Regions from separate parts of the Homo sapiens genome. Here region 1 is linked to region 2. A link is an interaction called in ENCODE POLR2A ChIA-PET data of the cell type or tissue named here. Cell type or tissue: K562. All regions are shown on one strand. Links, peaks and the distances in the headings refer to the core of each region. The heading gives the core; the rest is flanking DNA. Region 1 has its middle 74 kb from the start of RGS10. Region 2 overlaps SFXN4 (sideroflexin 4).

Region 1 (2,903 bases), core at 319-2,818, 310 kb after region 2:
CTCACAGTTGTCTCCAGAGTCCCTGCTCTTTCTTCTCTGCATTGCCAGCTTCCTTTCTTCCGCTGGGAGAACAGCCATCAACCCAGCCGGCATCCCCAGCTCTCTGGGCCTTACAGTGGGTGGAATGTTCCTTCTGTAAAATAGGGAGCCAGGGGGCAGCTGGACCGACCTGGGTTCAGGTTTTTTTGTTTTATTTATTTATTTGTTTTTGAGACGGAGTTTCGCTCTTGTCGCCAAGGCTGGAGTGCAATGGAGCGATCTTGGCTCACTGCAATCTCCACCTCCTAGGTTCAAGTGATTCTCCTGCCTCAGTCTCCCAAGTAGCTGGGATTACAGGTGCCTCCCACCATGCCCGGCTAATTTTTGTGTTTTCAATAGAGATGGGGTTTTGCCATGTTGGTCAGGCTGGTCTCAAACTCCTGACCTCAAGTGATCCACCTGTCTCGGCCTCCCAAAGTGCTGGGATTACAGGCCTCAGCCACCGCGCCCAGCCTGGGCTCCCAATTTTAACTGAGCATCAGACTCAGCTAAGCCTTACCTTCTCCAGGTGTGCTCTTCAGACCAGCAGCCTCTCCTGGGGGACTTGTCAGGTGGTGGACCCTCAGGCCCTGCTGAGACCTTCTGAATCAGGATCTGCCATTTAACCAGATCCTGCCCCAAAGCACATTCAACATTTAGATTCTCAGACTCTACCCTAGGGAGTTCAAGGTGGCCCAGAAACCAACCACACTCCCAAGGCAGCCCAGAAACCGACCAGCAACAGGGGCTTTGGTTGAAACTTCCCTACGCGGCCCAGAAACCGACCAGCAACGGGGGCTTTGGGTGAAACTTCCCTAGGCGGCCCAGAAACCGACTAGCAGCGGGGCCTTTGGCTGAAACTTTCCTGCTGGACGCCATCGTCCTGGGCTCCTTGGGGAAAGCCCAGGGATGGGTGGCTAGAGTTCCAGTTGTTACTACATGGTGCCTGGATTGGGAGGAGAGTGGCTTCTTTGCCTCTGCTTGGATGGGCCTACTCTCAGCTTTATGGAGTATTCTTTGGAAGTTGTAGGCGACCATTCTCCTGCCATTGAGATCTCTGTCAGGCGGGTTGCTCCCTGCCCTGCCGTCAGTCCTCGAGCGGTTCTGTCTTCACCGAGTCTCTTCATCGTGAGTGCAATGAGCTTCAGAGAAAAGGAAACGTATTGGACTTTCACTTGGAACTCTAGGGCAGGGAGTGGCCTCGCAGGCTGGTGAGAACTGACCGGCCCTCTTTCTCATCTCTCTTGGGTCCACGGCGGTGGATAGGCCTCTTGAGTTTCTCCATCGTCCTGCATCTGGGAATGGCTTTCCCTGCTTCCCAGCACACACGATGGCCCCTCATCTCCCCCCCCACCCCCAGCTCCCAAGTTCACATCCTCTGGCCCAATCTGGGAAGGTGCCCCTCAAACCACCATGGAGTCAGCCATGGCCAGCAGAGCAGGGTAGGCTGGGCACTCACACTGGGACAGCAGGCACATCTTAGGAGAGTGAGGGGGCTGCACACAGATGGGGAAGCCACAAAGACTCCCGGGATAGCAGGGACGAGGGGGGCCCCCAACTTACCTCAGTCAGAGGCAGGCAGAGAACGGCAGATCTGACTACTCCCTGCCTTCCCCACACACCCTCGCAGGGGAGGCAGGCCAGCTAGTACGCCCATGTGTGGGCTGAGTAAACAAGACACAGACACGGTCCCAAGACCACTGGCTTGTACATGGCAAAATTCAGCCCTGGTACCCAAGGCAGAGCCTGGAAGGGAGTAAGAGAGGAGGGACCAGAGCGAGGGAGGAGGGACCAGAGCGAGGGAGGAGGGAACAGAGCTAGGGGGGAGGGAACAGAGCAAGGGGGGAGGGACCAGAGCGAGGGGGGAGGGACCAGAGCGAGGGGGGAGGGAACAGAGCGAGGGAGGAGGGAACAGAGTAAGGGAGGAGGGATGGACCGGCTGGGGGAGCACAGGGTGTGCTTCATGGTTTCAAGCCAGGGCCCAGGTTCTCAACCCTGCTGCTCACCACAGTCACCTGAAGAATTTGCAGAACTAGGGCTGGTGGTGGCCCTGGTGGACACCATTAAGTCAGAACACCTAGGGGTGGGCTCAGCTGTGGTGTCTCAGTCTCAGCGCCTCTGCTGTAAAATGGGGACAATAACAGCCCTCCAACAAGGTTGTCGTGGGATTTAATGAGGTGACCTGGCAGGAGCGCTTCACCGGGGGCCTGGAGGTGGTAAGTGCCAAGAAACAGTGGCCATGTTCCTGTGGTCTCGAGTGATGTTACAACTCCCTGGCAAGGTGGGCAGTGGCACCCGCTATGGAGATGGGCACGCTGACCTGGTTGCTAAAGTGACTCACCCAAGGCCACACATGGAGGAAGCTGCAGCGCGAGGTTGTGGACCCAGCACCCTCTGACTGTGGAGTGTGACTGAGTTGAGTGTCCACACTGCTGCCTCAGTCTCCCAAAGTGCTGGGATTACAGGCATGAGTCACCACACCTGGCCATTTTAAATGTTTTATTAATGTACTGTATGCCAGCATGATATAGGTCAAAGAGTGTTACAGTTCACAAACCACCTTTCCCCACCTGCCAGTCCTGCCCTCCAGCCCTGCCAACACCTGGATTTTAGAGTTCTGGCCTCCAGAACCGTGAGGTCATAAGGAGGTGTTGTTTTAAGCCACCGAGCTTGTGGTAATTTGTTACAGCAGCCACAGGAAACTAATACAACATCCCTTTTTTTAAAAAAAAAAAGAAAAGAAAATTTATTTTATAAGCTCAACACTTTATAAGTCCTCAGATTTCCCTTGTTTATTTCCCTTTGGGCTTTGTGGGTTGTCAGTAAAGTTCCGTTGGAAAACCCTGCCAGCCTCCTTGAAGCCAAAAGAAACACAGAAGCAGGAG
Region 2 (2,903 bases), core at 306-2,805:
AGATAACAGTACCAGCCAGGCGTGGTGGCTCATGGCTGTAATCCCAGCACTTTGGGAGGTCAAGGCGGGCAGTTCACCTGAGGTCAGGAGTTTGAGATCAACCTGGCCAACATGGTGAAATCCCTTCTCTACTAAAAAATACAAAAAATTAGCTGGGTGTGGTGGCACGTGCCTGTAGTCCCGGCTACTCGGAAGGCTGAGGCAGGAGAATCACTTGAACCCAGGAGGCAGAGGTTGCAGTGAGCTGAGATCATGCTACTGCACTCCAACCTGGGCAACAGAGCAAGACTGTGTCTCAAAAAAAAAAAAAAAAGAAAATAGAAAAAAATAAAAAGACAACAGTACCATGTATATGCTTAGAAACTTAAACTATTAACATGATTATTTTGGGATAATACAATTACAGGTGACTTTTATTTCCTAGTCATATTTTCTAAATTGTTTAAATTGGAACATAAATTTGTAATTGGAATAAATAAAACTTCCTGGATTCTGAGGAATAAAGAAGATTTGACAGATTCTAAAAATACCTACTCCTAAGAAAGTTGAAGAAGCAACGGCTCCCGCCATTAGTAATGATCTTTCTAGTGGCTTACAAGTCTAAGGAGAAACAAAAGTACTTAATTAGCAAATATCACAGTTTTATCCAGCAAAGATAATTTAAAAACAAACACATACAACAAACTCCAAAAGGAATAACACAAAACCCCACACTCTCTGGGTCTCATAATACTCACGTAACTTCTGTTTCCATTGATGCTGTTGAACGCTGCCATGTAGGCACAGAGGAAAACCTGCCGAGAGGGGCAAATGGATCGCATTTTCGTTTCAAGCATAACAGAATTTAGTAATCGTGAAACAGGAAGAATGGCTACCTGAGGTAAAATCACGGACTTGATCCCTTTCAGTGGCGTCATTGACAAAAATACCTTTTAAGAAGACAGTGGAACAGAGTTACAAGTGTTGCTGTGGAAGGAGAACTTGCAGTAGCAAAGAACTTTCCAGGGGAGAGGGAGAATTGAGCCCCCAAGGAGCTGGGGCAGGAGAGGATGGTGGTGGGTACAGGGGCTGCCGGTCCGTAGACAAGGTTGAGTGAGCACCTGCCAAACACCAAACTAGCAGCTCTAAGGACATCCAGGGTCGAACAGCAGGCCGTGTCTCCAGGGCCTTAGTCCAGCAGGGTAGCTAAGATGTACACATTTGTTAGCTGGGTGCAGTGGCTCACTCCTATAATCCCAGCACTTTGGGAGGCTGAGGTGGGAGGATCACTTGAGGCCAGGAGTTGACCAGCCTGGCCAACATGGTGAAACCCCGTCTCTACGAAAAACAGAAATTAGCCGGGTGTGGTGGTGCACACCTGTAATCCCAGCTACTCGGGAGGCTGAGGCAGAAGAATCGCTTGAATCTGGAAGGCAGAGGTTGCAATGAGCCAAGATCATGCCATTGCACTCCAGCCTGGGAGACAGAGCAAGACTCCGTCTCAAAAAAAAAAAAAAAAAAAAAAAAAGAAGTACACATTTGCTAGGGAAAGCAGACAGGAGCCTGTGGTGTGGACAAGTACCTCCTAGGCTGGGAGTGATGGCTCACGCCTATAATCCCAGCACTCTGGTAGGCCAAACTGGGAGGATCCCTTGAGGCCAGGAGTTCGACACCAGCCTGAGCAATGTAGCAAGACTCAGACTCTGGTAAAAATAAAAAAATTAGCCTGCCATGGTGGCAAGTACTTGTATTCCCACCTACTCAGGAGGCTGAAGTAAGGGGATCCACTGAGCCTAGGAGTTTGAAGTTACAGTGAGCTATGATTGTGCCACTGCACTCCAGCCTGGGCAACAGAGCAAGACCCTATTTTAAAAAACAAAAAACGGTCCAGGCATGGTGGCTCACGCCTGTAATCCCAGCACTTTCGGAGGCCAAGGTGGGTGGATCACCTGAGGTCAGGAATTCGAGACCAGCCTAGCCAACATGGCAAAACCCCATCTCTACTAAAAATAAAAACATTAGCTGGGTATGGTGGTGAGCGCCTGTAATCCCAGCTACTCAGGAGGCTGAGACAGGAGAATTGCTTGAACGAGGGAGGCAGAGGTTGCAGCGAGCTGAGATTGCGCCAGTGCACTCCAGCCTGGGCAACAGAGCCAGACTCTGTCTCGAAAAACAAAAAAAACCCAAAAAACCAAAAAGCACCTCCCAAGGGCCAAGGTGAGAAAAGCCTCACAGGGACAATGCCAGGTCCCAGGTGAGGGGCTGTGTCAGAGGAGGACTTGGTGGCCAGGGGTTTGTGCAGGGAGCTCATCCTAACTCACTGGCCGCTTCTACCGTGCTCTGCGCATACTTGGTGTTCAGAAAAGGGATGACCTTGCCAAGCTGTGGGCCTTCCAGAGGCCCGGATGCCTGACTGGGAGGGTGTGGGGAGGGGGAGGGAGTGGGGACAAGGACGTATGAACAGCAGCCATGGGTTATCAGTGGGGATCCACAACCATCTATCAGGCAGTCATGTGACAGGGGTCCGGAGCTGGAGGGACACAGCTGAGGTTAGGAGGAGAGTGGCCATCTTCCCAAGCCCCTAGTCTCCTAACGGCAAATGTCTGCTTGCTCACCGTGGGTGCCATGAAAGGCAGGAACGCTGGCAGGAAGAGAAGAGAGGAGGTGTCAGTGATCACAGTTGCCCAGGCAGAGGGGGCCAGAAGGGGACTACCCACCTGAACACCTCTTCCCCAGCTTCCAGAAGGCACAGACCTCAAAGGACTTTTTCCACTCATTCTTTGTTTTTCTAATAAAGTGGGGGGTCAAGGTCTCAGCACTTTGGTAGGCTGAGGCTGGAGGATGGGTTGAGGCCAGGAGTTCGAGACCAGCCTCTATTTTGTAGAGGTAGCGAGACCCCCACCTCCATAAAAAATTTAAAGCCA

Evidence for each region. Peaks named below come from ENCODE experiments on the same cell type or tissue, not always from the same donor. Only the 100,000 strongest peaks of a DNase experiment are listed, where the experiment ranks them.
Region 1: POLR2A ChIA-PET joins it to region 2 with 5 read pairs; 4 of 35 experiments call an interaction of 5 or more read pairs at or near these places.

What each region holds. Positions count from the first base shown.
Region 1 is chr10:119,467,150-119,470,052 of GRCh38, forward strand. No RefSeq gene overlaps it. Among named protein-coding and RNA genes, the nearest start is that of RGS10, 74 kb to the right of the region's middle. In K562, for the core only: no CTCF peak of the experiment used is centred there; a DNase peak (open chromatin) is centred at 1,872.
Region 2 is chr10:119,157,134-119,160,036 of GRCh38, forward strand. It overlaps SFXN4 (sideroflexin 4), which reads right to left. Exons shown (of 14, transcript NM_213649.2): 6 at 2,595-2,620; 7 at 876-929; 8 at 738-794; 9 at 535-600. Among named protein-coding and RNA genes, the nearest start is that of SFXN4, 7.1 kb to the right of the region's middle. In K562, for the core only: no CTCF peak of the experiment used is centred there; no DNase peak of the experiment used is centred there.